Linked DNA regions of Mus musculus: region 1 is linked to region 2. The links are chromatin loops, found by intact Hi-C in ENCODE. Cell type or tissue: left cerebral cortex. All regions are shown on one strand. Links, peaks and the distances in the headings refer to the core of each region. The heading gives the core; the rest is flanking DNA.

Evidence for each region. A loop is a pair of places that touch in the nucleus more often than their neighbours do. Peaks named below come from ENCODE experiments on the same cell type or tissue, not always from the same donor. Only the 100,000 strongest peaks of a DNase experiment are listed, where the experiment ranks them.
Region 1: a loop joins it to region 2, with 9 times the contacts of the local background. A loop is called at or near these places in 26 of 42 quality-filtered maps.

Annotation. Positions count from the first base shown.
Region 1 is chr10:45,671,978-45,683,215 of GRCm38, reverse strand. It overlaps Hace1 (HECT domain and ankyrin repeat containing, E3 ubiquitin protein ligase 1), which reads right to left. Exons shown (of 24, transcript NM_172473.3): 15 at 10,777-10,888; 16 at 10,580-10,677; 17 at 10,355-10,442; 18 at 6,686-6,835; 19 at 5,953-6,149. Among named protein-coding and RNA genes, the nearest start is that of Hace1, 100 kb to the right of the region's middle. In left cerebral cortex, for the core only: a CTCF peak has its summit at 6,234 (motif pointing left); DNase peaks (open chromatin) are centred at 5,971 and 6,204.
Region 2 is chr10:45,912,375-45,923,612 of GRCm38, reverse strand. No RefSeq gene overlaps it. Among named protein-coding and RNA genes, the nearest start is that of D030045P18Rik, 110 kb to the right of the region's middle. In left cerebral cortex, for the core only: a CTCF peak has its summit at 6,469 (motif pointing right); a DNase peak (open chromatin) is centred at 6,491.

The DNA.
Region 1 (11,238 bases), core at 1,206-9,205, 240 kb after region 2:
TGACAGAAACTGCATTAATAGAAAAACTCCAAACTGTTTTGAAATGTTTCCTTATCTCTTTATAAGAAGTAAAACTTCAAACAGAATAAATAGTAAAAATCAACATTTCTTGACAACTATTACTTCAAACACCCACTACTGCTGCACACTAACACTCCAGTTGGAGGTCATGAGCCTCCAATCTTTGCTTTGTGAATGCTAGTATCAATTTTAAGGCAAATGACTCCTTTAAGAAGTGTTATACCTTAAAGATTTTACATATCAGCCAAGTGTGACATCACACACCTGTAATGCTAACACAGAAAAAAGGGAAGGCAGGACTATCACGGTTAGTTGAAGACTAGCCTATTATACGCCAGAAAATTGATTTGAATGAGAATTGGCCTCGTAGGCTCTTATATTTTAATGTTTAGTCTGCAGTTGCTAAAACTATTTAGGACAAATTAAGAGGTATGGCCTGTTGGAGGAAGTATGTTACCAGGGATAGGCCTTGAGTTCCAAAAGCCCAAGCTATCCCCAGTACAGACAGACAGACAGACAGACACAGACACACAGAGGCACACACAAAGACAGACACACACACCAACTGCACATCACACTGCAAGCTCTAAGTTACTACTCTTGTACCTGCTTTCTGCCTGATGCCATCACCCTGCAATGATGCACAGACTCTAACCCTCTGAAATTAAAAGCAAGCCATCAATTAAAATGCTTTCTTTAATAAATTGCCTTGACCATGGAATCTCTTCACAGCAACAAAAAAGAAAAGACACTATCTCAAAAAAAAAAAAAAGATTATACTAATACTAATGATTGATCTATGTTATTAACAGCGATTCCCAATCCTAATCACAAAGGCTTAGACTTTGGTACCATTTTGCCAAAATTCTGTAAGCAACCAAATAACTAGTTAAATTGTTTTGAGGTCCTTATTACCACAGTATTCCAACCTTGGATAAGATTCACATTCCCAATGAATGGCCCCCTCAACATGAACATATTATCATTTAATGTATCACTTTGATCAAAAGACATAAATGCAAAATAATAAAATAAATATTTTGGAACTCTAAATAAAACTCATGTATGAGTGGAAGGGGCTACTAGAAGATGCTCACATTCCCAGAGCTGAAGAGCATAGAGCTGCATGAAAGGATCTGTCTACTTTGTCACATTACATGTATCTGAAAGGAGCGGTGGACCTACTCAGCAGGTGCAGTGTCCGTATTTAAGAGCTATGGTTAATGCCTGCAGGTTCTGTTGAAATGTCCTCACCCGTTTAGCAAAGACTCTGCTTCAGTCCTACTGAGTGTAGGCCTTCAGTATGAACTAAAGCAGTAACGTGATGCGAGGTGGACAAGCCTACAATTCAGAGGGCTCAGAGGGCAAAGGCACTTGCAGCACAAACCAGACATCCCTGAGAACCACACAGAGCGTAAGGAGAGAACCAACTCTGCAAAGCTGTCCTCTGACCTCCACAGACGCACCATGGAAGGTACACATTCCTACACACACATCACATAAGCAATAATAATGGTAAATTTAATTTTTTAAATCATTAAGCTCATATAGATTTAAAAATACAAGTAGTTTATTATTTTCATGTCTTTACTAATTTGACTTATAGATTAACAGGACTTGAGTCATTATATTTTTAAAAATTAAAGTTCTTCTTCAATATCATTCCTGTTGCACACAGGATGATGGCCACTGAACCAGAACTTAGGAGGCTTAGACTTTGGTACCAGTTTGCCATTCATTCCCCACCTACCCACCCACCAAGGAAACCAAATCGTCAATATATGGAAAAATCAGTGCCGCCCGGGTCAGTGACCAGGGTCACCAGACCAAATGGGAGGTCAGCCAGTATATGATGAGGGGCTGGAAAGTGGCTGTTCTGGGGTCAGGGAGAAGGGAAGATGTTGCTGAGGACTGCCCCCATCCCACACTATCAGGGTCCAAGGCTGTAGTCAGCAACGAATGCACAATGAAGTACATAGCACGGGTGGTGTCCAGGCCAGGGCCACAGAATAGGCATCAAGGCTGAAGAGCAGCCCTGGGAGCACACTGAGGATCACCCCCACCCACCTGTTACCACTGTAGGTCAAGAGGTGGAAGGTACTCAGTTCACTGCCTACAGTGGCCAGGTACAGGCCCAGAAGCAGGGCCACACCTCCCTTGACAGCCACATCAGAACCTTTTCTGAATGTCCAGAGTCATCCCAGCCAGCAGCACATACATGATGAAAGCCCTGGTGGGGCTGGGGTCTGTGGGCTCCATATCCCGGAGAGGTAAGCCATGGCTACGGCATTCACTTGCCCTAATGGCCAGCTGCCTTGAATTGTGGGTACGAGCACTACTGAAACAGCTGCTTCTCTCACCCGGCACTGACCAGAGTTACCCAATCGCCCACCATGTCCCAGAGTTGGCCGACTGCAGCCACCATGTTCATGGCATCACACTCTGATCACCATTCATTCTTTAGGCATCCATGTCTTGTATATAAATCCACATGGAAGATAAAAATAAGTACAACCTCAGCTCCCCATTCTATTACCTATAACTGAACATGATCTTTCTATGTAAGTAAAATACATAAAGCTTAAAGTTTTCAATTCATAATTATGTGAAACTAAGGACATACTTTTTAGACTACAATCCCCTCCAAAATCATTTTGAATGATTTTCACTTAGCAAAAACGTTAATAACAATTCTCTATCGTAGAATCCTGAAGACAATGAGTTTTAAAATGTGGCCATAATTGACAAATAAAGAGTTCAATGCAAGGAACTGGATACTTCCCTTCAAGTTATGGTCAAATATGCCCTTGAGATGTGTTTTCAATACAGGCTATGGTAATTGCTCTTGGTTTTACCTAAGGCCCGAGCTGAAGATGCTATACACATTGATCACAGGACACAGCGAAATCAAGTTTATGCTGACTCCCTCTTGCTGGTTAGCTTTTACAAAACTAGAAGGTGCTAAGTAGAAGGTGTTCCTGGGGGATAAGAGTCATTCAGTGTTTCTCAACTGTGAACCTTGCTGCAAACTGTAATAATACCAGCATGACAAGATCTGCTCACAGGTGCAATACTAGGACAGATGTCATGGGGGCAACCAACCAGTTTCTGCTTGCAATTAATGTCCACTCCACAGAAGGAAACACACGCCTGGTTTCTGTAAATCTGGCAGAGTCCATCACTGGGGAGCTCACAGGCCCCACGAATGAACCTATTACATTATTTTGCGAAATGGGTACAGTATCAAACTTCCCTCTAACTTCCACATCACTCTCTACCCATAGACTAGTGCAGCTCTGACGCCTCATCAGAGAAGTCTTTGTTCAGGGGCTGGTGTTTAACATGGAACTTCATAATGGTGAAGGTGCTCAGCTAGTGGAAGTGGAGTGCTCAGCCATAAAATGGGACATCTACATCACACCCCTTCCTAAGGTGCAGAATCACAGGAGGCAGAAAGATTGTAAGAGCCATAGGGCAGGTATAATCAAATCGAACCCATTTCCTAAGGATATGACAGGACCACTATACTCATGAATTCACAGCAGTTGTATCTGCCTGCAGAAGACCTATATAAGACCAAGCCAACCAATGTTCTAATACAGATGAAAATGGGCTTATGAGCCACCACCCAACTGAGGAGCTATTGTAGCTTGATGGCTTTGGGGGCTGGGAGTGAGGTGGGAGCAATCAGTCTTCTGTAAGGATACGGCTCCTGATGGGTGGGCCGCACTCCACTAGATGGCCCTACACCCTGAAGTAAAGGACTAAATAGATGGCAAAATTGATCTCAGTGAACTATTTAAAAAACAAGAGGGGGCAAAAACCTGAGGATCTGGAAGGAATAGAGTGAGAAAATATGATCAAAATATGCCACATGAAATTCTCGAAGAATAAAGGTACTTTTTAAAAATGTGACCATGTCTTTGAGCCTTTTACAAATATTACACATTTTAATAAATCTATAGTCTGTAACATTTTTAATATGTACAGCAATGTAAAATATTAAATGTCATTGATTTTTAAGTCAACTTTAAAACAAATACCACAAATATATAACATAATAATAAAAACAAATCATATATGTGTGTATTATATACATAGGAAATCAAGAGGTAGGATTTACTGGAACATAAAAGCACATACAAAGTTTTAACACTGAGATTTCTTTTCTGTGTTAAGACTCTCTAACCTGGTGCGGAGAAGCTGATTCAGGGAGTAACGTGTTTGATACATCAGCTTCAGATCTCTGGAACCCACGTGAAGGGCAAGAACAGAGGTGTGCCTCTGTAACCCCAGCCTTTGAGGTGACACACATAGATGACTCCCCGGGAATCACTGGCCAGGCAGTGTAGAACAAAATGATGTTCATGAGAGATACTGCCTGCCTCTCATGGAAAAATAAGGCAGAACAAGCAAAACCAGGATTGAGTCAATGACTCAAGAGACACAGGAAGGATCTCGTTGAAGATCTCCCCTGTGTCACTGCGGGCCTGTCTGTAGGTGTCTGTAAATATGAGTGAGTAAATGCCCCTCCACAGAGCTTTGCACTTACTTCACACATTCCCTGGCCACTCACTCTCTCACTTAGCAAGGTATTCTAGAAAGCATGTCACACAGCAACTGCAGTATGTAACCTGCTTCTCAGACCACACCCACTTCTGTGGAGAACTTTTACATACACCTGCACCTATACACGTGTCCCCAGAGGATAAGTTTCTAAGACAACTGTCACACTAAAGTATGTAGTTACACTAAGTGTCAATAAATACTGCTAAAATGCCCCTACCCATAAAGGTCAAGAAACAACTGAGAAAAATAACCCATTGCCAATACCTGGCTTCCATGTGCATCCACACTGGAGACACGCCTACTCACATACATGCAGATATCACATACATACAAATAAAAAAATTTTGAATAACTTTTTTTTAATTAGGTATTTTCCTCATTTACATTTCCAATGCTATCCCAAAAGTCCCCCATACCCTCCCCCCTACTCCCCTATCCACCCACTCCCACTTTTTGGCTCTAGCGTTCCCCTGTACTGGGGCATATAAAGTTTGCAAGTCCAATGGGCCTCTCTTTCCAGTGATGGCCGGCTAGGCTATCTTTTGATACATATGCAGCTAGAGACAAGAGCTCCGGGGTACTGGTTAGTTCATAATGTTGTTCCACCTATAGGGTTGCAGATCCCTTTAGCTCCTTGGGTAATTTCTCTAGCTCCTCCATTGGGGGGGCCCGTGATCCATCCAATAGCTGACTGTGAGCATCCACTTCTGTGTTTGCTAGGCCCCGGCCTAGTCTCACAAGAGACAGCTATATCTGGGTCCTTTCAGCAAACGCTTGCTAGTGTATACAATGGTGTCAGCGTTTGGAGGCTAATTATGGGATGGATCCCTGGATATGGCAGTCTCTAGATGGTCCATCCTTTCGTCTCAGCTCCAAAATTTGTCTCTGTAACTCCTTTCATGGGTGTTTTGTTCCCAATTCTAAGAAGGGGCAAAGTGTCCACACTTTGGTCTTCATTCTTCTTGAGTTTCATGTGTTTTGCAAATGGTAACTTATATCTTGGGTATCCTAAGTTTCTGGTGAATATCTAACTTTTAAACTATACAATACTGAGTAACTAAGTGATGATAACACCATCACTTAGTATACATTTCCAATCAACTTTTTCAAAATGCAAATGCTTAACTAATACAATCAGCTAAACAGTAGTCTAAATTATGTAAATAACCAACACATCATAGTACTAAACTAAAATGATTCTTTCTAACTCAAGTCTTAAATATGCTAGTTTGCTTAACTTAAGTACTTTCATCTACTTGCAAATGACAAAGTAAGTTTTTCTAGCAAATGCTGGAATAATTTAGAGAAACTGGCATCAGGGCCATTATGAAGAATGACTAAGGCAAAAATCTGGATACTTACTTTGTTATTTTGTGTCACAAGAATACTTCCACCCCCAGGCTTTAAAGGCACCTCTTCCATAGCTCCAAATACATCAGTCTCAACAGAAAAAGTCAATTCTAGACCCAAGTCACTAATATCATTATCTAAAATCCATTGCAAATTTTTGGCATATTCAGGATCAATAGATGCTACATCTTGGTAATTTACAGGAATACCTAAAAAGAAAATTGAAAAGACAGCAGTTACAATATAGGCACTTCTGACTTCCCTTTACTGATTTAATGGTGAAATGCTGCCCTCTACAGATACTCTGAAAAACCACAAAATATAATCAAATTTGCAGCATGTTTAAAATGGATGCTAATTTCTAAATTTAGAAGTCCATTAAATTAAGCTGCTGTTCCTTCTTCATCTTTACAATGCTGTCTTTCTTTGAAACAGCTATTTAGGAAGCTGTTATAAGCTTCAGAATTGCCAATTACTTTAGGTATATGCATAAAAAAATGGATGCTTTGTATAAACACATACACACTAAAATGGAAATGCAAAAAAAAAAAAGTGATTTTAAAAAAAGGTAGAGCATTTTTCTCTCCCTCTAGCCCCCAGATACTTTAGGAACACAGATGGTCTCTTATCAGAGCAGTAATTATTTCAACAGAAATGGCAAAACTGGCACTTATCCAATCCATTCTCTCTAAAAGCTGCAAGGAAAGCAATGTAAATGTCTTCAGAAGTGAGGGTACATCCATACCGAGAATGTGCTTGTAGAATGATCGTGTGAAGTAAATATTGACCAGCTGCCTGTGGTTCAAAGCTAACCCCAAGATCTGTCCAGCAAACCGGAAATAGTTCAAGTGATCAGGATTGACATAGGAGTTGCTGTTGGGCTGGAAAGTTGTTCCTATTGAAATAAATAGAGGACAGTAAGATCTATATGCAGAAAAGAACATTCCAATGCAGGTAACTTTATTCACATGTAACTCACTCAGCATGGCTATGGTTACATTATGCAGACTACAGCATGCAGTTCTTTGCATAATCTACAGAAAGACAGTAGAATTGGAAGTATAAAAGATGATCATCAGTTCACACTTGAGAGGAAGTCATAAAATACTTCTGACTGACACCAAAGAGTCCCTGGTAAACACAATAAAAGATCATACACATATGCAAACATTTTTCTAGGAACTGTGGCAGTAACTACTCAGCTATAAATCTGACAGACACTGCTTCATTCATCTGTACATGCCCAGTACTCACTAGATGTTGCATATTAAGATACACAAACTATGAAAAGAACCATTCTTAAGTAATTTGATTACTGAATGTGATGCCTATTAATACCAATTAATGACTGGGAACTCTGCCCACCTAACTCATCCTACTCTCAAAAGGCAAATAATCAAGTTTAAACAACTACCAATGATGTGAAAGTGACAACAGCAACCATATGATCACTCAAACCTATGTAGTAGCGTGATACAGTCCATCTTTATGAACTATATGGAATAGACAAATTTAGAATAGAGGCGCAATAAATTAGTGGTAGAGGAAGCTGAATCTAAGGTACAGAGTTTCTCCTCAGGCTGGTGGGACAGCCCCAGAATTAGACTTGGTGATGACTGCAGAGCATAGCAAAAGGACTTAATGCTAACAAACGATCTACTTTCAAATGTCTTCAGTGGTGAATTTTATATTTTACCAAAGAAGAAGAGGAGGAGGAGGAGAAAGACAAAATGACACACTAACTTCCAAAAGACCTAGCAAAATAGTGAAATCTAAAGCCACACCTTGACTTTAACTCCCCTTCAATACTTTTTCTGGCCATTGACGTGAATTACAAATTCATTTGTTCATAGAGCAGAATATACATTGAGTTTGTGCTTTACACTACTATTTGAAAAACAAGGCTTAAACAAAGACAAACTGATAAAATTAATGAAACAGCACCAAAGAAAACTGGGCAGGTATTAGAAAATGAGTGTCTAGACACCTTGAATACTTGCTGTTTCATAGGCTTTTGATTTGCTAGTGCAAGGCTGGATTAAACTGCTGTTTACTTAGGTTCGAAGGAACAGATTTGGAAACTTGTTTGTGACTGAATGATGAATAGACATGTGAAACACACCAGTCACTCTAAATTGCCTCTCGTAATGATTTCCTATCGCAAGGCAAGAGGAGATGTTGACAGCCAAAAAAGACTTCAAAGACAAACATAACCATAACTCCAAAAGATAGTATGAGTATAGCCATACTTTTACCTACGTATGTGATAATACTTGGACTATAGATGAACCAGCAAAGATTTTGGTGACTCTACTTTCTTCTCCCAGTTCTGTATATTCCTCCACTATCTACTGAGTTCCTGAGAATGCTGGTTCTTAAAAAGAATAGATTTAAAAAAATTAAAACTAGCACATAGGCAAAATTCTTCAGCAAAGTAATTTTATTCAAAAACTACTTAGAACAATAAAAATGTATGTGGACCCAGCTAGCTTAAGTTCTAGTATTAAAAACCATTTAACTGGGTCTGGAGCGATGTGCAGTGGTAAGGTGAACTTCCTGCTTTGCCAGCTGATCAGAGTTCAGTTTCCAGCACTCATGTCTGCTAACTCCAGCTTCCAGGGAGTGCCTTTGTCCTCCATAATCATCTCCACTCGCATGAATATACCCACATACATAAACATAATTAATAATTTTTAACAATGTAAAAAATTTAAAAACTGGTTATTTTTCAAGTAAAATATGTTTATTAAAAATGTTTTCAAGAAATAGTGAACATCATTTCAGGAGGGAAACCCTACTACATTGGAAAATATTCTGAAAATAAAAGTAAGAACATCTAAAATTTACTTCACATTTTCCATGTGCCAGGGGCTGCGCTGTGTTCATGTATCAACTAACGAAATTCTTATTCTAAATCACAGATTATCATCATTATTAAATGAGAAATCTGAAGCTCAAAAAGGTTAAGTTCCTGTCCCAATATTCACAGAAAGGAAAGTCCAGAGCCAGGATTCACACCTGCCATCACTGCAAAAGCCAAACTCTTAACCACTAAACTACATTGTATATTGATCTTAATCTGACAAGAAAATAATCTTGCAATACTATAAAATATTGGGTTTATCTAACATTCCCCACATCATGAATTCTTAAATCCTGAATTTAATCCCTTCAGGACAATCAAGCCTACAACGGGGACTATTTCCCTGAGTTTTAAGTTACTAATACTATGATGACCCCCTGCCCCGCCACCGCCAAGAAAACTCACATCAACTACAGAAATAACAAATCAAAACCTTAGTGTGTGAGTCCACACACAGCTGTCACCCTCACCATTAGGAAGTACACCTAAGGACTCCACATATGCAACTAAACTGACTCAGAATAAGGAACTATAAAGAAAAGAAGACTAAAATACACTGGATCTAGCTTTAAAAAATTATGTCTATGTAATTAAGCTTGGTATTTTATTAAGCTTGTCATAAAAATCACAAACACCAAATTTGCCTCACAGAAAATGATCAAAGGTTGAACCAGGCAGTCCCACATCCCCGAGTAACTTTAATTACTGCAGGTGTGCCAGAGACACTGCGCACAGTTGCACACCCACAGCCTGTGCCTCCCCACTCGTGCCTCCCTTCACCCTCCTTACACAGGCATGTGCTGCTCATTAGTTGCAGCCGTCAACAGTTGTAATTAGAAAGATAATCTCTTCTTTCAAACACTGGGGAAATAGTATTTTTCAGCCCCACCTTCACTTCAAATATGTGTTATTAAGTTAGATAATTCTCAAAAACACCTCCCAAAATGAGTTGTAACCACTAGTATTTAGTTTACAATATCAAATCCTATCTTTATATAGTCTGTAAGAACCATTTCCACAAGGGTCCATCAGCTTTCAGGGCTATGTACAAGCTTCTCAGTTCCCCGAGTCTGATCTCCTAAAAGGACTAAAAATAAAGCCAGTAAGAAGGACATCACAATTGATAGACTTTGATTTTCATGATAGACTTTGATTTTCATGATTTTACAACAGAAATGCAAATAGGGTTAGCAAAATTCTGTTTCCAAATAAAGATGTATTTAAAGTCCATCTACTACCATTTTATAAAAGAAAATGTTAAAGAAAAATAATAGTACAGGAGGGCAGTCAAAGACAGAAACAAACAATCCTGAAAGTGAATAGATATTAAGGTTCTCAAGAGAACTTTTGAGGCCCTGAGACAAGCATTTGAAAACCGAATGATCAGAAGAAAGCTATGTGAATGAGTACCACACTCTGACTTCAGTTTTCTCCTGTGACAAGGGAACACCCACCTAGACATCAGGGCTATTCAAAGAAACAAAGATCAAATTCTCTGCTACAGTTTGAGGACTCTGACAGCCACAGACAAGCTCCAGCCGACACACTCACCGTCTGCTGACTGGGTGAACAGTGCATAGTCAGGGTTGACGATCTCATTAGACAGAATATCAAACCATTCACGCACAACGCCTTGACCCTGAATTGAAGAAAACCAAATTTAGCAACAATAGAAATAAACGATATTTAGTCTTTTTATTTTAAATAATAACAAAATTTAAGTGATACTCTCAGGTAAGCATTCAACTTTTAAAGTGAGTTATAGTTTATACCCACCATGCCTTCTTCTCCATGAAATCGTACAGCAATCCCCTGCTTTAGCTTTGCACAGTTTGCTTTTGATACAATTTCACAGCTACTCCTAAAAATAGAATCTAAATATGTAGTACTGGTTAATTGTAATATAGTATGACTTAAAACAACAACACTTTGCGGCTTATCCACCTATCAGTGTCTCTGTGACACACACGTACCTCTGTGAACCAGGAGGATATCGTTCTCACTCACTGGTCTGTGGACCATGTCTGAGTCCGGCTGTCCTGAGTGCAGATGTTCATAGAACCACTCACATCGATCTTTAAATGGCTACCCCAAAAAACGACAGTAAAATGCTATCAGTATTTAAATCACAATCATTCATGTGCTAACTTTTCAGTAAACATTTGCAAAAAAGTGATCTTAATGAAAGTACTTCACATATTTCATGAAACACAGACAACACCTAGTAGAAAAAAGGCTGCCAAATCAAGCACACTTTGGAGAACTGTCATGTTAAATCGCTACTTTTGCAAAAGGATTTAAGAGTCCTTTAACATATTGCTGATGTGTTTTATAAATTTCTAAATGGCATAGGTGTTATTTCCTAAGTATATTTGGGGAGAAAATCCTTTCCTCAAAGATCTTACAAAACTAATTAAACTAATTTAAAAGTGTGG
Region 2 (11,238 bases), core at 1,500-9,499:
TTTATATTTGATTATTTTCTTTTCATGTATTTGTTTTCTTGTTGATGATGTTGTTTTTTCCAGAATGTAACATGGCTCATTTGTTTTCATAATTTCTATTTTAATTTTTTTTACTTCAAATACTGACTAAGCTGCCTCCCAGAAGTATTGAGATCTAATTTTTACTTATTTTTAACTGACCCATAACATATATGAATTGGATATACTAAGTAATGTTTGGGTACATGAATACTATGTAATTTTTGTTACTATTAGTTGCAAAGAATAATAGGTTTCATTGTGACTTTCTTATACATATATATAACATACCTTGATCACATGGTAGGGTCATGTCTAAAAGTATAGTAGAATATCATTAGAAACCATTTTATAGACTTCTTTTGCTGGTTATCTTTGGTTATATCCTAGGTGTCTGGGCTATCAAACCTCTGGTTCCTGGCTCTCCAGGCAGTCAAGGGTAGGCTACCTCTAGTAAATAGTTCTCAAGCTGGACTGGTCATCAGTTCGCTGCTCCACCAATTTCTGTGCAGTCTTTACAAAAGCACATCTTGCCAGCAGGACAAATTGTAGGTCCATGGTTTTGAGGCTGGGTTGGTGTCCCAATCCCTCCACTGGAAACCTTGACTGGTTATAGGCTCCGTATGCCCACTCACTAGACATAGGGTCACCCTCTTAGATTCCTGGCAGTTTCCATTGCACTGGTTTTCTTCCTCACCCCTCAAAGTGCCCCAAATCCCAGTTGTCTCTCCAAGTACTGTCTTCCTCCATCTTCCCTCATCCTAATTCCTCTTGTTCCTGTTGCCATCTGTCCCCAGGATTCTCTCAATATCTATTCTATTTTCCCTTCCCAGAGATATTCCTGCATTATACCTTGAGCCTTCATTGTTTCTTAGCCTTTCTAGGTCTATGGATTGTAACATGATTATCCTTAACTTTACAGCTGATATCCACTTATAAGTAAGTACATACCATGTTTGTCTGGGTCTGGGTTACCTCACTGGGGATGAATTTTTCTAGTCCCTTACATTTGCCTACAAATTTCATGATCTTATTTTTTAGTGGCTGAGTAAACATTCTACCATGTAAATATACCATACTTTCTTCAGTTAAGGAACATCTAGGTTGTTTCCAATTTCTGTCTATTACAAATAAAGCCACTATGAACATAGTTGAGCATGTACATTTGTAGTAGGACAGAGAATCCTTTGGGTTTGTGCCCAGGAATGGTATAGCTGAGTCTTAAGCAGATCAATTTCCAGTTTTCTGAGAAACCACTATATTGACTTCCAAAGTGGCTCTAAAAGTTTGCACTTCCATGAGCAGTGAAGGAGTGTTCCCCTTGCTCCACATCCTTGCTAGCATAAACTGTCACTTGTGGTTTTTATTTTAGCCTTTCTGACAGGTATAAGATGGACTCTCAGAGCCATTTTAATTTGCTGGCTATGGATATTGAACATTTCTCTAAGTGTCTGTTGACCATTTGAGATTCTTCTGTTGAGAATTGTTATGATATGTACACCTTTTTTAATTAAATAATTTGATTTATTGATGTCTAGTTTCTTGAATTCTTTATAAATTTTGAAAATTAGCCCTCTGTCAGATGTGGAGTTGGTCAAAATCTTTTCCCCTTCCATAGGCTGCCATTTGATCCTATTGATGCTGTCCTTTGCCTTACAGAAACTTTTCAGTTTCATGAGATACTATGAATTGTCACTCTCAATGCCTGAGCTATTGTTCTGTTCAGAACTTTTCTCCTGTGATAATGTGTTCAAGACTATTCCCCACTTTCTCTTCTATCAGATTAAGTATATCTGGTTTTGCCAGGCAGTGGTGCTACACACCTTTAATCCCAGCATTTGGGAGGCAGATGCAGGCAGATTTCTGAATTCCAGGCAAGTCTGGTCTACAGAGTGAGTTTCAGGACAGCCAGGACAACACAAAGAAACCCTGTCTTGAAAAACAAAACAAACAAACAAACAAAAAAGTACATCTGGCTTTATGTTGAGGTCTTTGAACCACTTGAACTTGGATTTGTGAAGGGTGATTAATATGGATCTATGTGCTTTCTTGTACATGCAGATATCCAGTTACACCAGCACCATTTATCAAGAATGCTTTCTTTGTTCCATTGTATAATTCTGTTTTCTTTATCAATAATCAAATATTCATAGGTATATAGATTTGCATCTGGGCCTTGATTTGATTCTATTGATCAACTTGGCTGTTTTTATGCCAATACCATGTGGTTTTTCTTACTATAGCTCTGTAGTAGAACTTAAAATTAGGGATGGTGATACCTCCAGAAGTCTTTTTATTATATAAGATTTTCACTATCCTGGGTTTTTGTTTTTCCATATGAAATTGAATATTATTTTTTCAAGGTCTGTAAGAATTATGCTGGAACTTTTATAGGAATTGTTTTGATTCTGTAGATTGCTTTTGATAAGTTGGCCATTTTTAGTATGTTAATACCAATCCATAAACATGGGAGACCTTCCATTCTCTGATATCTTCTTCAATTTCTTTCTTCAAAAGCTTAAAGTTCTTGTCATACAAAAACTTTCATTTTCTAACTTTCGTGGTTAAAGTTACCCCAAAATATTTTATATTATTTGAGGCTATTGAAAAGGGTGTTGTTTCTCTGATTTCTTTCTCAGCCCATATGTTGTTTGTATGTAGAAGGTCTACTGATTACTTTGTAGTTAATCTTGTGCCCAGCCACTTCACTGAAGGTGTTTATCAGCTGTAGGAGTTTCCTGGTAGATTTTTGGGTTTGATTGTTATGGTGATTTGAATAGTATGACCCCCCCCTCATAGACTCCAGGACCCATAGGCAGCAGCACTCCAGCCACATAATTAGCAGATGATGGCCTTGTTGGGCATCAATGGGAGAAGAGGCCCTTGGTCCTGTGAAGGCTTGATGCCAATATGTAGGGGAAATCAAGAGCAGGCAGGTGGGAGTGGGTGGGTAGGTAGGGGAACACCCTCATAGAAGCAGGGAAAATTCCAGGGCCAGGAAGAGGGAGTGGTTAGGTTGATGAGCAGGGGGAGGGGGAGTGGATATGGGGAGGGTGTTTTTCTGAGAGAAACCAGGAAATGGGATATTTGAAATATAAATAAAGAAAATATCCAATAAAAAAAGAGGTGTGACCTTGTTGGAGGAAGTATGTCACTATGAAAGTAGGTTTTGAGGTGTCGTGTGCTCGAGTTACACTCACTATGGCAAAGAACCTTCTGCTGCTGCCTTTGGATCAAGATGTAGAACTCTCAGCAACTTCTCCAGCACCATGCCTGCCTCCAAACTGCCATGTTTCCTGCCATAATAATAATTGACTAAACCTCTGAATGTGTAAGCCAGTCCCAAATAAAATGGCTTCTCTATAAGTCGTGGTCATATTGTCTCTTCATTGCAATAAAAACCATAACAAAGACAGCTATGAATACTGTCATACATCTGCAAATAATGGTACTTTGACTTCTTCCTTTCTGATTTGTACCCACTTGATCTCCTTTAGCCATCTTATTGCATTAGCTAAAACTTCAATTACAGTATTGAATAGATATGGTGAAAGTGGACAGCCTTGTCTTGTTCCTGATTTGGAAGGAATTGCTTTGAATTCCTCTTCATTTAATTTGGTGTTGGCTATCTACTCACTGTAATTATCTTTATATGTTTAGGTATGTCTCTTGTGTCTCTGATCTCCCCAAGACTTTTATCATGAAGAGGAATTGGATTTTGTCAAAGGCTAATTCAGCATCTAATAAGATGATTGTATATGTTGTCTTTTTTTCAACGTCTTTGAAAAAAAAAACAAGTTGGGTATGAATTACAACATACTCAAGTTCATGGAATACAATAAAGTGGTGCAGTGGGGAATGGTCACAGCAGTAAGTGCTGAAGAAACTGGAAAGATCTCAGACTAGTAACTTAACAGTGCACCCTAAAGCTCTAGAAGAGAAGAAGAAGAAGAAGAAGAAGAAGAAGAAGAAGAAGAAGAAGAAGAAGAAGAAGAAGAAGAAGAAGAAGAAGAAGAAGAAGAAGGAGGAGGAGGAGGAGGAGGAGGAGGAGGAGGAGGAGGAGGAAGAAGAAGAAGAAGAAGAAGAAGAAGAAGAAGAAGAAGAAGAAGAAGAAGAAGAAGAAGAAGAAGAAGAAGAAGAAGAAGAAGAAGAAAAAGAAAAAGAAAAAGAAAAAGAATAAGAAAAAAGAAGAAAAAGAAGACGAGGAGGAGGAGGAGGAGGAGGAGGAGGAGTGGAAGGCCGGAAATAATCACTGGGGACTAAAACCAATAAAATAGAAATAGAAAGAACAATACAAAAATCAATAAAACAGATGGTATATGGTGGGTTATATCAGCAGATTTTCTTTTTTTATTAGATATTTTCTTTATATACATTTCAAATGCTATACCAAAAGTTCCCTATCACCTCCCCACCACCCTGCTCTCCTACCCACCCACTCCCTCTTCTTGGCCCTGGCATTCCCCTGTACTGGGCATATAAAGTTTGTAATACAAAGGGGCCTCTCTTCCTACTGATGGCCGACTAGACCATCTTCTGCTACATATGCAGCTAGAGACACGAGCTCTGGGGGTACTGGTTAGTTCATATTGTTGTTCCACCTATAGGGTTGCAGACCCCTTCAGCTCCTTGGGTGATTTCTCTAATATCAGCAGATTTTCATATGTTGAACCATCCTTCATCTCTAGGATGAAGACTACTTTATTATGGTAGTAGGATCTTTTTAACATGTTCTTGGATTCAGTTTGTGAGTATTTTATAAAGTACTTTTGCTTCAATGTTTATGAGGGAATAGTCTATAATTCTCTTTCTTTGTTGAATCTTTGGATGATTTGTGCATCTGGGTGTGGGTGACTTTAACCTCATAAAATAAATTTGGCAATGTTTTTGTCTTGTAAAATAATTTGAGGAGTATTGACATTAGCTCTTCTTTGAAAGTCTAGTAAAATTTTACACTAAAACCATATGGCCCTGGGTTGTTGGTTTGTTGTTGTTGTTGTTGTTGTTGTTGGGAAGCTTTTAATGGCTATTTCCATTTCCCTGTGGTTTATAGGTTTATTTAAACTATTTATCTGATTCTGATTTAACTTTGGGAAGTGGTCCCTAACAAGAAAATTATCCATTTTTTAATTTTTTATTACATATTTTCCTCAATTACATTTCCAACGCTATCCCAAAAGTCCCCCATACCCTCCCCCCCACTTCCCTACCCACTCATTCCCATTTTTTTTTTTTTTTGGCCCTGGTGTTCCCCTGTACTGGGGCATATACAGTTTGCTTGTCCAATGGGTCTCTCTTTCCAGTGATGGCCGACTAGGCCATCTTTTGATACACATGCAGCTAGAGTCAAGAGCTCCGGGGTACTGGTTAGTTCATAATGTTCCACCTATAGGGTTGCAGATCCCTTTAGCTCCTTGGGTACTTTCTCTAGCTCCTCCATTGGGGGCCCTGTGATCCATCCAATAGCTGACTGTGAGCATCCACTTCTGTGTTTGCTAGGCCCCAGCATAGTCTCACAAGAGACAGCTATATCTGGGTTCTTTCGATAAAATCTTGCTAGTGTATGCAATGGTGTCAGCATTTGGAAGCTGATTATAGGGTGGATCCCTGGATATGGCAGTCTCTAGATGGTCCATCCTTTCATCTCAGCTCCAAACTTTGTCTCTGTAACTCCTTCCATGGGTGTTTTGTTCCCAATTCTAAGAAGGGGCATAGTGTCCACACTTCAGTCTTCATTCTTATTGAGTTTCATGTGTTTAGCAAATTGTATCTTATATCTTGGGTATCCTAGGTTTTGGGCTTTCTTACAATGTCTTCATTTATTGTTAAGTGATTTACCCTAGCTATGTGTTCTGAGTCCTGTTTTACTATAAAGAATTTTGCCTTATTATGATGATGAGGCTGACGGAAGCATATTTGGATCATAACTGATCACTGTGAAATGTCACCATCTTAACAGGGTGATGCGATAAGGGGAGGTACAAATGGTTCACGACTTCCCCCCCTCAGCTTTGTGTTTTCAAATATCCTATACTCAATCTCACTGGTTTTCTTGTTTGATCTTCCTACCAACAGCTTCTACTGCACTTTCAATTTTCTTTAGTATATTTTTTAGCTCAAGATTTTCTATTTGGTTTTGCTTAGGTTTCTTGGGTAAAGAATTGAATTGCTTCTCTGTGTTTTCTTAAAGCTCAGCCAATTTCATTTAAAAAGCTGTTTTGTGTTCTCCCAGAGGGCTCACCCATACTGCTGTCCAACCGATTGATTTCTCCACTTTGTTGTGATCATTATGTGAATTCATGATTTCCTGAAAATTCCTAATGCTTGTTAGTGAGTGATACCACCAGGGCATTAACAGATTCAGTGTTGGTATATTTACCCCAGTCTTATAATGTGACTCTGTGCCGTGCTTTCCAGAAAGCTTTCTCTGTGGTTGCAATCACTTTTATAATTTCACCACTAGATGGCGCCAAGAATACAGGTTTTTAAACTAGTCACTGTTTAAAAACAGTACAGGATGGCAATCTAAGACTAGCTTTGTCCCAAATCCTAATTGGTGTGCTGTTCAAAACTGTTTTAGACTTCTATTGCTGTAATAAAACACCACGACAAAGAGAAACTTGAAGAAGAAATTATTTAATGTATCTTAACAGCTTTCAGATCACATTCTTGCCCTGAAGGAAGTCAGAGAAAGAACTCAAGGCAGGAACCTGGAGGCAGGAACTGAAGCAGAGTCATGAAGGGAAGCTGCTTGCTGGCTTGCTCCTCATGGCTTGCTCAACCTGTTCTCTTATAGAACCCTGTCACCTACCCAAGGATGGCATCATATTCAGTGAGCTGGGTTCTACCAGATCAACCATTTATCAGGGGGGAAAAATGCACTACAGACTTGCCTATAGGCGAATCTGCTGGATTTTTTTATTATTATTATTCAGGATAGTTTGATAAATTTTCTGCTCCTTCAATTAATTCCTCCCAAATCCTCCACCACCTCCCTACGGAGCCAACTCTATGTTCTCCCCCCTTAAAAATGGAGCAAACCGAAACAAGAAATAGAAGCACATAGACAAATGGCAATCAAAATAAACAAGAAAAAGATCAATAAGACAGAAATAATGTCCAAACAAAGCAAAGTAAGACAAAAATGTACGAGATATCACTGAGGTCATTTTGTGTGGCCAACTACTACTAGACCACCTGAAGTGTGGTTAACAGACCCAGTGAGACTCCATTGAAAAAATAATAATTCTTCTTTGCCAATTGGGACCAATTGCTGACACCTGCTTGGTTCTAGGTGTGATCCTGTGTCCATTTTCCCTCTCAATAGTGAGACCCCGTCTGGATTGAACTTGTGTAGTCCTTGTGCATACGGTTATCGTCTGTGTGAGTTCATATGCGCATCAGTCTGGACAACAACGTCTCCTTGGAGTCATCCATTGCTTTTGATCCCTACAATCTTTCTGCCTGATCTTTCACATAGATTCCCGAGCCTTTACAAGACTTTGATGAAGACATCGAATGTAGGCGTGTTAGAAACACTGTCCAGTTATTGGTCTCTGTATGTGTAGTGGATTTGGCCTAATGCTTCTTATATTATGTTAACTTGGGTCCCCAAACTCGTTTGCATGAGCATCCACATGTCCACATGTAAGACACTGAGGTACCCTGTCCCCAGTTGATTCTGATTGGTAAATAAAGTTGCTGGCAACCAATGGCTGAGCAGGGCAGACAGAGGCAGGACTTTTAGGATTCCCGGGCTAGGGAGAGAGAGGAGGCAGAAGGAAAGAGATCTGCCATGCCAGGAGGAGAGGAAAGAAGCCACGCCTGAGAAGGTGCAGGGCAGAGAGCACAGCCGCCATGAAGAAACCAGGAAAGAGCAGCCCCAAGAGGGCTGCCTGACTGGGTCCAGGGCAGCAAAGATGTAATATAGGATTTAGGGAGTAATAACAAAGGAATATTAGAGGGAGGTGGATTAACCATGTGGAGGTTAGGAAGTTGTCCAGCCATTGCGCTGTTTAAGACATATCAAAATATAAAGGCTGTGTATGTGTGTGTTTCATTCAGGAACCCAGAACATTGGGTTGGGTAGCAAGAAACATGGCCGCCACTGGGATCCATTTAAAACTATTTAATTGAGTTCTACTACAGATGGTGTCCAATGTGCCTGTCAAGACCTAACTCTTAGAAATTAACTGGAGATTCCTGAATGGAATACACGTGCCCTCCCCTTAAGATTAGGAGGTGGGGAGAATTAGTTTCTTAGCAGAGCTGCACAGGTTTTGCCCAAGCAGCCTGGTTTCAGGACTAGAACAAAATACAAAATATGTGCCAAACTGATGCCCATAATTCTGAGGCTTATGGCGTGAGCTAGGACACGGCTATGTCTCCCAAGCTGACCCAGACAACATTTGGTGGCACTCTAGGGATCCAGCCTGAGGCTTTCTCAAGGGCTTCTAAGCCTCCTCAGAGAGCTTAAGACTCAGAGGTACTGGGAGCCCCTGCTGTGCAAGGAGGCAGGCCTCTCAGAGAGAGGGCAGAGAGCAAGGCTGCATGCCTCCTGCATTCATATAAGAAGAATAGAAATAAATAGACATTTAAGAAGTCAATGATATCATAAACAACTGGGTTCTTTGAACATGAGCTTCATGGAAATTCTGGAATTGTTTACCCTGACATATGATACACACTCTTAGCCTAAGAATAGGCTTATACAGTAAATAGAAGGGAATTTAATTGAAATTAAGTAGGAAAGGATATTAATTCAATTCATATAAAGAGATGTGATATAATTATATATATCTACAGAGATATTCATCTCCATAGAAGGGAGAAATAAATGAAAATTGCTTAATTGTTTTTAAGTATGCCTGGATGAATAAATAAATTTAAGTCTTTGATCTCAAATGTAGGAACAATGGCAGGAGACAGGGAGAGAGCCTGTATGAATGGATAATAATAATTGTTTAAGACTGCTTTAATTGGTTTGAGTTATTTTAACTATCAAAATGCAGGTAGTTATAAGTTTGATGATTGTGTTATTACAAATCCTCCATGAGAGAGGTCAAAATAAAGCAGGTCTAAAGAAAAAGGAGGCTGCTAAATTCAGTCAATCTATATTTTCCATAATTTTGTGTTGCTGGACCAAGGACATGCTATTTGGGAATGAGGCTCTGTATTTTTGTTAACAGGAGAGAACAAAAGATTTTGGAGCTCCTCCGAAGTAGATAGATAGATAGATAGATAGATAGATAGATAGATAGATAGATAGATAGATACATACATACATACATACATACATACATACATACATACATACATACGTCTTTAAAAGCATCAGAGATCCATAGAATGTGACATTTGACTAGGAGACAGCTCTGTTCCTGACAGTAACCCCATCCTACTTCAAAGAAGATATTGAGCATCACTACTACCATATGGAGTTGCTCCAATTGTGACAGGGTAGCCACTGAGCAAGAATTGGCCTAATTCATCTGCAGACAAAAATACTGTCCAGTAAAGGACACACGGTTACAGGATAGTTGACTGCTAAACTCTGCCAAGACAGGGTAAGCTACCCCTTCATAATTTCTGCTTCATTTAAGGTCTATAAGATGGTTCCAGGTTAGAAAGCTGAAGACAGTTGCTACAACATTATGAGGAGTATAGGGGATTTCCCAGGCAGTCAGCAAATTCTTTAAGTTTTGGAAGCTATATTTTTGTGCTTCCAACATAGTCAAGTAATATTTATTTTCTTCTTGGGTCTCTGATGGGACTGAAGACCAGTTACAGTCTCATAATCAAACTTAAGTTATTTAGCATTAAGGAAGATGATCTAGATTTGAAAGGATGGTTTTCAGATGATATTGCAAGTTAAAATCAAAACATAATTCAGGCATAGAATTGTACACTCTTTAAGTTAGGATAGATAATAGAGTACTTTATCTAAATTGCCAGATATGATGGATTGGATGTTATAAGTGTATCTCGTGCCTTGTAATTTACATAATTGTTATAATTATGTTCAATTTATATCTGAGAACAGAGCCTTCTTAACTGGACAAAAAGAGGGGTATAGAGTGAGTTTGGCCTAATGCTGCTTATGTTATGTTAATTTGTGTCCCCAAACGTGTTTGCATGAGAATCCACATATCCACACTTAAGACTGTGGGATCTTGCCCCCAGTTGGTTCTGATTGGTAAATAAATTTACCAGTTGTCAATGGCTGGTCAGGGCAGACAGAGGCAGGACTTTTAGGATTCCCGGACTAGAGAGAAAGAGAAAGGAGAAGGAAGGAGGAGATCTGCCATGCCATGTAGGAGCCAGGAAAGAGCAGCCCCAAGAGGGCTGCCTGACTGGGTCCAGGGCAGCAAAGATGGAATACAGGGTTTAGGGAGTAGTAATTCAGGAATATTAGAGGAAGGTGCATTGACCATGTGGAGGATAGGAAATGGCCCAACCTTTGAACTGTTTAAGGCATATCAAAATATAAATGCTGTGTGTGTATGTCTTTCATTCAGGAATCTAGAACATTGGGGCTGATCGCGAGGAGCGCTGCCACCACCATAATCATCAATTTAAGTATTTAATTGGGTACTGCTGCATGTGTTAGTTTGTATCTACCATGAGAATAAACTAATCTGATAAAGGTTAATCAAGGCACTCATGAGCACAACAGGAGCCAACTTTATTAGTATGCTCCTTTGGCAGAATAGTAGTATTAGTTTTTCCCTTAGGCCTGGTTCCTGGCCACTTTAGCATCGTCAAGTATGGGTTCCGTCTCATGTAACAGACCTTAAATCCAATCAGAGAATGGTGATTACTCCCATAACATTTGTGCCACTATTGCATCAATATATTTTACTGGTAGGTCACAGTGTTTGTAGCTGGATAATATTGGTATGAAGGTAATCACCTTTCTTCTCCAGTACCATGTAGAGTGCCTCTCAGTATCGCCAACACTGGTCATATGTGTGAAACTTCTTTTTAGATACCAGTTTGACTTCTCTGTGTTCACTGAGATATTTAAGTGTGTCTTTATCCATAATGCTTTGCCATCAAGTTGTGGAGAGTAACTTATAGGATAATCTTATGGGGACATTTTCTTTCAATTTAGAGTCCCTTTCCCAAATGACTCTAGCTTGTATCAACTTGACATAAAAAGCTATCCAACACAAGAGTGATCCAAGGCAGTAATCTAAACTGGACAGCTGGTATAATCTA